2 separate regions of the Homo sapiens genome follow, and region 2 is linked to region 1. Evidence: chromatin contacts called from ENCODE Hi-C or POLR2A ChIA-PET data. All regions are on one chromosome and are shown on one strand. The core of a region is the stretch at or near the end of the contact, and the rest is flanking DNA. Distances in the headings are between cores, read along the strand shown. Region 1 holds the start of CCNL1 (cyclin L1). Region 2 holds the start of RSRC1 (arginine and serine rich coiled-coil 1).

What was found. Hi-C counts contacts between places; a loop is a spot of excess contacts on that map. ChIA-PET counts read pairs that join two places held with the same protein, here RNA polymerase II (POLR2A). Pooled maps may share reads with other maps.
Region 2: a map of OCI-LY7 shows a loop between it and region 1 (19-fold over the local background). The contact joins the promoter of RSRC1 here to the promoter of CCNL1 in region 1. A Hi-C loop is called at or near these places in 9 of 168 maps with a recorded cell type or tissue (B cell, CD4-positive, alpha-beta memory T cell, CD8-positive, alpha-beta T cell and 5 more), 1 of 37 single-sample maps with no recorded cell type and 21 of 50 pooled maps. POLR2A ChIA-PET finds 5 or more read pairs at or near these places in 3 of 52 experiments (CD8-positive, alpha-beta T cell, PC-9 and activated B cell).

Annotation. Positions count from the first base shown.
Region 1 is chr3:157,157,074-157,162,302 of GRCh38, forward strand. CCNL1 (cyclin L1) reads right to left here and starts at 3,074. Exons shown (of 11, transcript NM_020307.4): 1 at 2,719-3,074; 2 at 2,332-2,406; 3 at 1,793-1,902. The coding sequence starts at 3,021. RefSeq lists enhancers at 2,286-2,355, 2,989-3,718, 3,806-3,855, 3,876-3,935 and a silencer at 2,496-2,705.
Region 2 is chr3:158,106,907-158,112,135 of GRCh38, forward strand. RSRC1 (arginine and serine rich coiled-coil 1) reads left to right here and starts at 3,183. Exons shown (of 10, transcript NM_001271838.2): 1 at 3,183-3,317. RefSeq lists enhancers at 1-205, 2,844-3,345, 3,147-3,496, 3,346-3,845, 3,707-3,756.

The sequences.
Region 1 (5,229 bases), core at 1,824-4,323:
TAGCTGGTCGCTGTATAGTCGGTTGCAAGGGAAAAAAGAGTTGAAGTTAATAACATATACAAGTTACGTGCTTGAGTAAACTTGTAATATGCATAGAAACACTTTTACATCCTGCTTTAAAAAAAGGCTTCCATGCAATTAACAACTCCTTTTAAATTTTGCTATAATCAGACTTCTAAGATTGAAACAAAATCAGTTTCTCTGTAATAATGACCCAAAAAACAAAGTTACATCAGACACAACAATCAGGTGAGATTATATTATTTTAAATTCCATGGTTTTTACAGTTAAGACCTATTCTAACATCAACGAAGTAAACTAGTCTCACAGGAAAATTCCACAGAAGATAATCATGTGATTACATAATAGTTGGCTCAATGGTTCAAAGAATACTAGAAAACCATTTCCTTTAAGCAAAGAGAAACCTTTGACTAAAGATAGAGCCTTGTATTAGTGTCATTACTTTAAACATCCTGAAGAATCAGCCAGGTATCTAAATACAGATTTAACCTCAGACCATACCAAAGACCAATTTGAAATCTTCCCAATTCCCAGGGACTCATCAACAAACTAAAAGATATTTTAGAATTTAAAAAGTACTCTATCCCTGGACACAGTTAAGGTGAATGAGAAAAGATGGGGGAGAAAAAGTATGTAGGAAAACTGTTGCAGACTTTTTGACTAGGATACTCTTTTTTTAAAAAAGAACTGTCTGTAGACTCACAGAATAGACTAGTCATCTTAAAGTTGCTTTAATATTTGCTTGTCTGAATAGTTCCATTACTGCCAACTTACAGATTCAGCCAATAAGGACTACTCATATAGAATACTAACAGCACTAACCAACATACCCAACCCCCAGAACAACTTATAATCCTTTTAATAACTTCCTTTCAAACTCAGTACAATTTGTCTAACATCACTACAATTCCTTAAAGAGTGAATGCAAAAACTATTCTACACCAAATATATCATTCTGCAGCATGTACTGGAAGTCACCTGTAGATGCAGGAAGTCCTGCAACAAACTTTTTGGTACTGCCTCACAGGAACACATAGGTCCACATAAAATTATGTTACCACAACACCTAGGAGATACTATTTCAGTCTCTGTATTTTCTTACAACATCAAATAAATGGCCCTATCTAAATGCAACCCAATCAATCTTACTTGTTAATTTTCTAACCCACTCACTGAGACTGTATCTAACCAAAACAAAATACCTGTTTAATCCCTTTGACTTCAAACTTCAAACTTTATCATCCTGCAGTCCTTTCAGATCCGGTATTATTCGATTTATCGTAGTTCAATGTTGAGAAGTACTCTAACAAAAGCCAACCTCAATTGATAAAGAATTAACTGGGACTTCGAGTAGAAAAACATAATCTACACAGAACTTTGCCACAATATTAACTTAAACTACAGTGTTTAAACTTCCAGCCTTCAGTCTTCCAGAGAGGGGAGAGGAAAAATAACTTACAGAATACACTCACACTTGAGCCAAATGTACTCCCTTTCTTGTTTAATCTTAAGCCACAGGCCTGGCTTCACAGCACTGTTAGGATTGTCCATAAATGCAACTGCCTCTACAAACTTTAGATAACCGGTTAATTATGTTTCTTTTTTCAAATTATTTTAAGTATCAGTGTTCCTATATGAACTTTAACACCTAAATTAAAGTCCGTTTTCTTTTGCATCCGTATTCACTTGAAAGGAAAGATGTTTTGATTTGATGACTGGTGCACGGTACAGCAGTAGCAAGAGATACTATGTTCAATAATGCCAATCTTACCTTTTTCCTCTTAACTGGCGGAGGTGGTGGAATACATTAATCACATCTCTTATTCTTCTAGGTGCTTCTTCGATTTTTGATGCAAGATTAATACAAGCCATAGCAACAATCTGAAAGAACCCATGAGCCACAAAAGCCATTGTTAGATTAAACTCACTTTGAAGAATAAAATTTAGAACACAATTGGGACAACCTTTAGTAAAATTAGAGAAGACATCTCTATGCCGTAAGTCTACCAGCTATGCTAGTACTATACTTTTTGTTGTTTAACTCATCTTAATTTTGGTTCCAGAGTCAAACTCAATCTTACAGGAGTTCTGCATTTGGTTGAAAACTGTACTTTTCGTTAAGAGGGCACTTAGGCTCGTGATCGATTTTGAACCACATTCTAAAGGTTTCCACTTCCTGGCGAGTGAGAAGTAGGTACAAAGGCCTAAACTAAACCACTCCCTTTCTGGAAAAGCTGGCTGCTGACACTACCCCTACTCTGCCCATTTCCGGATGAAGAAATCCCTTTTACCCGCCTCCGCTGTGCTTACCTCGAAACTGTGTTTGACGAAAGATTTGGAGTAGAAAAAACGATGAAACAACACCTGCCCCGTTGCCATCGCCACCTGCAGACAAGAGAGGAGAACGGAAGCGCAGGGGTCAGGCGGGCCCGCTCCAGGCGCCGCCGCCATTTTGTGCCGCCGATCGCTTCCCTTTCCCCTCCCGCCGCCGCCGCCGCTGCGAACAGCCCGCTGCCAAGTCCTCCCTCCGCCTCCGCAGCCCCCCGCCCCGGCACGCCCCGGCCGCGGCTGGGCCCCGAACGGGAAAGCCTGAAGGAACCGTCCCCACCCTCCCGGGGCACGGTGATACTGAGATGCGGCGTAGGGGACGGAGGAGAGGAGAGGAGCGCCCGGCCGGCCCGGGGCCGGAGCACTGACCTGCGGCAGCCGGAGGAGAATGCCGGCGGCCTGGATGAGCTCGCAGCCCAGGATGCGTAAGTCCGTCTCACTGGGCAGGTCGAGCCCATCCTGCATGGATGGGGTGGGCGAGAGCCTCTCCTCCGGAATCAGAGAGTGGTCGATGGTAAGTGAAACTTCCGAGTACAGGCGATCGCCGATCAGGATCCCTCCCGTCGTGGTCGTCGTCGTGGTCGTCGTCCCGGAGCTGGAGCCGCCCGCGCTTGGGGCGGCCGATGAGGCGGCTGCGGCAGCAGTAGCTGTCGAATGAGGCCCGGACGCCATAGTCTTAGCGAGCCGCACGCAAGCCCAACGCAGCCGGAACCCGAAACAAGACTAACCAGCGTTCTCGGCGCGACGGATATTCCCGTGACCGCCGGGTTCTGGGCCGCTTCACGCCGCGTGCGCTTCCGCCCTGACGTCACCACGCCGGGCAGCCGCGCGCCAACTAGTCCCTCCAGGCCGCGCCTCCGCCCTCGGCATCTGGGCCTGCGAGGGGAGTGTTGGGTGCTGCGACAGACCTTGGGATCCTCAGAGGCTGAGGAGGCCTTCTCTAGCCAAGGCCGGTCGAAACCACCTTGTTTGTGATAGCCACACGAATAACGGAGCTTTACAAGATCCCTTATACCCAAAATAGAGGTGGCAGCATTGGCTAGCATCTCTGCGCCCCTTCGCCCTGCATTCCGGCCTCTTCCTTTAGCCTCGGCGCGGCTTGCGTTCCGCGTGTACCAAGGGAAGTGGCGGCCGACCTGAGCGCGCTTTGGCGGGTGGAAGTGGTGACTTTGTTGTCCTGTGTGGACGAATGTGTAATATAAAGTGACCCTCAAGGAATCTGGAGAGGGCTGCTTTACAGTATTTGAAGAACACAGGGCTGTGGACCCTATCGGTTCCCAAATGAAAGCTCCCCGGGGAGCGTGTTTTTGCCAGTATGGGGAAGTAGGGCGGAGGCATAGGAATGACCGCGAGAGTGGCTGCTTTCATAGCTCCGCTTGCGAAACTCCTGCCCGGCCTTTGACACCGCCACGGCTTTCAGTAATCTGGAAAATCCCTAGTTTCCAAAAATAGTCTTAGGGCGAGGACTTGACAGAGGTAATTTGATTATGCCTGGGAGTCTCTATTCATACATGGTTACCTACCGCGGGTAGGGTGAGGTCAACCTCGTGTTTTTTGTTTTTTTTCCTGTGATATTAGCTAGCAATTTCCAGCGTTTCCTGAACCTTGAAGTAAAAACAATGATACTGATCTAAACTACTAGAATCTAGGTTGGAAGGAAAGGAATGCATCACGTTTTACTCTTGACGCTCAGAAAGCGATACCCCAAAGACAGAGGCTTTAGAAGCTGCCTCATAATGCAGGTCCCCCAACCTTGACTTGTTGCTCCCACTTTTCCCAAGTGCAGGGAGGTACTCTCTGAAATTTCCTTTCCTGACTAGAGAAGCCTCTTTGTAGAAGAATCAATCGCATTCCTCCCCTCGCTGAAATCTCGTATCCTATTTCAAAAAGACTCAGAAATGCAGCCATTCCTGGAGGGACTTTTTCACAAGATTACTCAAAAGAAAATTATTTACTAATTTCTGTCCATTCATTGTTCCTAATAATCATTTGCTGCTCCTCAAAATAAATGTCTACATTTCTCATCTACCCTTTCCCCTATGAAAAAAAGATATAAAATCTTCTGTACTCCATTAAGCTACTGGGTAATCATCCTCCTGCTTTTACCCCGGTGTTATGTATCCCTTTTCTCCTGTTAATCGCCTGTTATCAGTTGATTTTTTTTTTCTTTTTTTTTAGATAGAGTCTCACTCTGTCGCCCAAGCTGAAGTGCAGTGGCGCGATCTCGGCTCACTGCAGCCTCCGCCTCCGGGGTTCAAGCGATTCTCCCACCTCAGCCTCCCCAGTAGCTGGGATTACAGGCACACACCACCACGTCCAGCTAATTTTTGTATTTTTGTAGAGACGGGGTTTTGCCATGTTGGCTAGGCTGGTCTTGAACTCCTGACCTCAGGTGATCCGCCCGCCTCGGCCTCCCAAAATGCTGGGATTACAGGCATCCAAAGCGCTGGAATTACAGGCATGAGCCACCGCACCCGGCCTTATCAGTTGATTAAGTGAACCTTCAGTGGGCAAAGTTGTTTTAAAATGTACTGATACTTGAGCCTTGCCTGCAGAGGTTGATGTCACTGATTTAAGGTGGGCCCAGCCAGTGGTTCAGTTTTGCCTGTCTTCGAGTGATTGGAATGTACAGCCAAGAGAGTGTAATTATGGTGCTGGCAGAAGTATTAACCTATCTGGATGTCACTGTCTTCACTTTCTGACTAGGCTGCTTCCAGGGAATCTTTCCACCTCAATATTTATGAGATATCTATAATTTTATAACAAACTTTTAAAGGAGCCTCGGTTTCCTTAAACACAATTGATGACACCAGTTTTCTGGTTTTCTTCCATTTTTGTTTATAGAGCCAGGGTCTCACTGTGTTGCCCAGGCTGGCCTTG
Region 2 (5,229 bases), core at 1,933-4,432, 950 kb after region 1:
AGAGTCAGTCAGGTATCCCGACACTGCATCCTTCCCTACAGCCTTGCTTCGAGTCAGGGTGCCTCGCAATGCTCAGCTTCGCATTGCTTTTCCTCGTCCCTGCCCTGCATCAACCGCCCAGCAGTTTACAGGCCCCGCATCCCATTCCCGCATCCTGACCCCGCATCCCAATTCTGCATCCCCGCCTCTCCCTCACAATCCCACCCCTGCCGGCCGTAGCTCCACCGCCCAGCATCATCCTGCCCAGAGACAGGGTTGCCTGCACCTTCTCCGACCCGCGCAGCTTCTCTTAGGAGCTTCCCGGCTCGCAGGCAGGCTGAGTCCGGGTCTTCTCCAAGCTCCTCGCCCCTCGGTCCGTGTTATTCGCTCTATTATTCGTGTCCTGGAGCCCAGCTGACTCCTCTATGGACAGACCCCGCTAAAAGGGACCAGTCGATTTAACAAGTTTCCCCAGCAGCTGTTAGCTGACAGATCTCATTTTAAAGTGTTTCCTTAGCGCCCGGTCAAGGACAGCTCGACTTCGTTCGTTTCCTCTCTGAGGTCTCAGAACTCCCACCCTTCTCCCTTACTCTCTGCACTCGGACCCCTCTATGGTGAATTACAGGACTTCTTCTTTAGCATCTTGGGAAACATCCGAGTTTATTTACTAATTTGAAAAACAAGAGATTATCCCTCTTCGAGTCTGAAAAAAAAATCGACGTTAAGTTTGTACCCCCTCTAATTTCATTTATTACGGAGAGCTAAAAAAGAGACGCTCGCCAGGAGTAAAGGTCTCTCTGCCTACCCCCCCCACCACCCCGCTTACGATTTAAAATTCTATTTCTGGGCTATTTTCATCGGAACGGTTTGTTACGTTAGAGGAACATCTATATTCCTGAGTCATTTGTCTGTATTGTGCCGGACAGGGCTTGCTGTGAGAAGTGTGGCTATGCAAATACATACTCACAAAAGAATATTTACATATGATGTTATATTTAAGTGTGTAAACAAATATACCTCTAAGTGTGGCTTAGGGGACATTTTCAAGTACTCTGAATATTAATGCAGACTTTCTGGAAGTTAAAGGTAACTTGATCATTATTTTGGATCTAATACTCTTAGTAAAAATAAGAGGAATTACAGAACATTAATATGTATATCTTCCGTATATTGGTTAAGGCATCAAAACAAATTAGCAGATAATTTAAGAAGTTCCGTCAAAACAACCTGAAACACTTGCAAAAAGAGAACACAATTATAACTTAATATATTAGTGTTTCTCAAATAGATGTAGATAGAAGCTGGATATAACCTTATGTTATACTACAATACTCACATTAAAATGTTCATGTTTGGTGAGTTTAAGGATTATGTATATCATGCTTTTTAGAAACGTTGTTTTCCCTTTTTAAAACATTTCATTTTTTGCCACTTTTAGGAGAGCTAATGTCTATAATTTTTCCGCAGCTATAGCTTTTAGGTATGAATACATTGTTATCAGTACTTGCTTTTGTTTTGTTACACCACAAAAGGGACAAAGTTTCAAAGTTATACGAATTTAGAAACAATTTCACATTGAGTCTTGGGTTACTCTTTGTAACTACTTTCTGATATTATCAGAGGAAAATAATCATACAACTTTAGTCCTTTATGAAAATCTGTTTTTAAGATTATTTAGCAGAAGGGCCAGTAATAGGGAGAGCTAAGAGGATACGGTGCTCAAGGTGCTCTCAAACTGAGGTGTTAAATACATATTCACAAATAACTCAAAAATAACCACTGTTAGAAGTCGGTTAAGGAATCAGGAGACCCACCAGCTACTTGTTTGCCTTTTTAAGTACATGACTTTTAGGTTTGAAGTCATATTTCATCTACTGAGCTTGAGGGAAAGATGACCACTTTGAAGGTAATCAGGGAAGTCACAGACACAACTATTGTGTAATTCAAACCAATAAATTTTCCCATGATCTCAGCTTTTTGGCTCATTGCATATTTAGGAATAGTAGTGTTGATAACAGATGGAGCCATGAGAAATCTTTAGTGTCTGACCACAGATTTCCACTGGCCTAAGGGAAGTTACTTTAAAAAATATTTCAAGGTTTTAAATTCATACATTAATAAATGCTCACAAAGTTCCAATGATGTTGTTTCATTAAACAGCAAATATCTTCCAGAAACAGGGCATTTCAAAATACAGTTTTTGTTTAAAAAAAAAAAAAAGCATTTATGGTAAAGCTCAGCTGACAGTCTGTGGACAGATGCACAGGTTCCAATAAAATTCAGGACCCCAAGGGTTTCCCCAGCTCTTGAATTATTTAAAATATACACGTAGTGTTGTAGTAGTTAAGTTTTAAAACGGTGCCTCAAAACTGGCTAGTTAAGGTACATTATTTACGAAAAATATATTGTGGAGGTGATTTTTCACCATCTCAAATGTCTGCGGAAAACTGTAGCTTGGTTATCTAGCAGTGGTGAATGAGTTGATTCTCATAGTCGACCAAAACCCAGGCCAACAATTTATTTATCTTTTTAGCTTTGCTTAAGAGTAAATGAGGAAAAAATTTCCATGTAAGGAAAAATAAGTAATGTAGTATGAATTACAGAAAATGCTGAGTCTCTTTAATTTCTATTGGTTTAAATAAAAAAACTCCACACACCTATAAATTTGAGTTCTCTTTCAGAAGAAACCGCTCCCCGCCTCGCCTCAGGCAGCTCTCTCCTATTCCTCTACTAACCAGTTACTTTAATCTGAGAAACTAATTTGCACTCAACTTGTGAGTGCCTTCACCTTCAGGGCAGAAGAAACACCGACTTTTAATGCATTTTTGCAAATAAATCATTACAATTTAATCACACACGACTCTATACAGACACACTCCCATGATTTATTATCGTTGGGCGAGTTTCCCCCTCCCCCAGCGTGAGATAACCAATTTTGTTTCGGGTAGGTGTCATAAACAAAACTTCCTACGATGCAGATTTGTTTACTGATTACCCATGACGATAACGACGACTACTAAGACAATAACACTCTCCAGTCCCACCTTTATTGCTTTTGGTAACAATAAAATCAAAATAAACAGGCACGCAAAACAAACGCCAAACAAAAAATCGGCCGCGTTACAATCTACTCCCTCGGCATTCCCAGCGCCTGGCAGCGTCCATCGATGCACTCGATATCTCGGCTGAAGCTGCCTGGCGCTAGAACCAGGAAGGCGCTGAGCTTAAACTGAAGCAAGTTCGGTGGACGCCGGCGGCGCCCTGATCTAAAGAAACGACTCAGGGACTGCGGCGCTTGCACGTCAACGGGAGGTGTGAGCCCAAAGGTCTGGACCCAGGTGATGCCCACGACCAGGGCCTGGGGAGCGGCAGCCGTGGCTGCGGAGCTCCGAGGCCCTGATCCGGCGAGAGGCGACGCGGGGCCTGGCGCAGTTTGCGGCTCAGTGTCTGTGGAGGGTGGGCTGCGGCCTCGGGGCGTGCGCAGTGTCACCGTGCGCATGCGTCCCGCACCTGGGAGGCTCCGGACTCCTTGGGTCAAGGCTGGTGGCTGTAGGGTGGGTGGGTGGCCGCAGGCCTCAAGCTTGGCCTTCTGTCTTGAGGACATGTCGGAGAGTTCGCCGACTCCTCCCCTCGCCCCACGTTCCTGGTTCTTCATAGCTGCTTTTGGGTTTCCTGGCTCATCTTGCAATATAAGCCTGGCGCTTCCTCACTAGCTCTAGGTAGGGTGGAGCAAGAGGGAGGCTGGATTCTGGTGCCCTCTATCCCATCCACTCCACTGTCCCTGCCTTAGATCCAGCTCTCTTTCTGATTCCGCCCTACCCTTTCTGGCTCACACTGGCTTGCTGAGAGAAGTGGTGCAGGGTGAAATAGATGTTCCTCTCTTGAAATATAAATATGCTCGCCTTAAACACACTATATATTCCTTTGACTTCTGTACTGGTGGCATGTGACCAAGAGCATATGGCTCTGTTTACTTTTGCAAGATGTTACAATGCACCGTAAGGCATGTTGCCTGCTCTTGATTTTAGGTTAACCTTGACGTAATTTCTCTCTCAGAGGTTGTGTATCTTTAAATGCACACTGGAAACCTAAACAAAAAAATATTTTTTTACACTTTCAGAATTAGCAGTAACCCAATTGTGTTCCAGCTAACTAGGTAGTAGATAAATAAATTCAAATGTCTTATGTTGTCACAAGAAAGCATTCGAGTTGTCATCTTTGAACTTAGATGTATTATAAAAGTTCTAAGTGAAGGAGGTAAGCAGAGTTCCCAGGTTTAAGATTTGGAGCAGGTGTGACAGTTGCAACCTTGGGGGAAACTAGGTATCCTTTAAGAGCCTCTCTAGTCTTAGAGTTTATAAATATTCACTTTCTTTGCAGGCAAAGATTTCATGCTAAGTGATATAACACTTTATGTTTTTCAATAAGAGGGCTAAAAATGTCAGAATCTGAAACGACAAAAACAGCTGGCACCTTCTGTTAATTGGCCTTGCCAACTCAACCAGTCTCACAAAGAGGGGTGTTATGAATTGGAAAAGTTCTGAAAGCGGGTTGTTTATAGTAGATCTATAGTTGTATTTCCTGCTTTCATGTTCAAACCATTGGGGATAAATTCCTATGATTGATCATGCTTTTTTAAAAAGAGAGATGCTTGCAAGTTTTTAATTGTGATGGGAGAAGTGTTTTGACAGAATTCTTTATCTCTTTTGAGATAAAGAGTTGTGTACTTGTTTATGGATTTCTTAATATGTTAGTTTTCACCCCAGTTTTACTTTTCTTCTTTGAGGTGGATTTCCCATTGAAATAACCATTGTTTTCACTTTTTCTGGCCATGTGTCCAGAATCAAGAAAATTATAGTTTGATATACTGAGTGAGTAGTGGAGAAGTAATTATAAGCTATCATGTCCTTTGGAAATCTTTGTTCTTCAAACTGATTGCCTGTTTTCTGAAAGAGATAACTGCTTCTTGTACCCTTATCAATAACTGGACAAAGGAACTACTTGTGTAGTCCTTTGAGTTCTCTTTTCTTGAATGACCACATGTTGGCTTTACCTCTTCAATCAGGCACGTGAACTTTACATTAAGATATTTCTGTAAATTGATCTCCTCCTGTAGTCATTACATGCCATGGCTTCAGTTCTGTAGTGGGAGTTGTTGGGTGAGTTTTGCAACCACGAGGCTACAACCAGGAAGAACTAGAGTGAGAACAGGAAACCAAGAGCTATAGGAGCTCTGTCCCATGTTGTCTC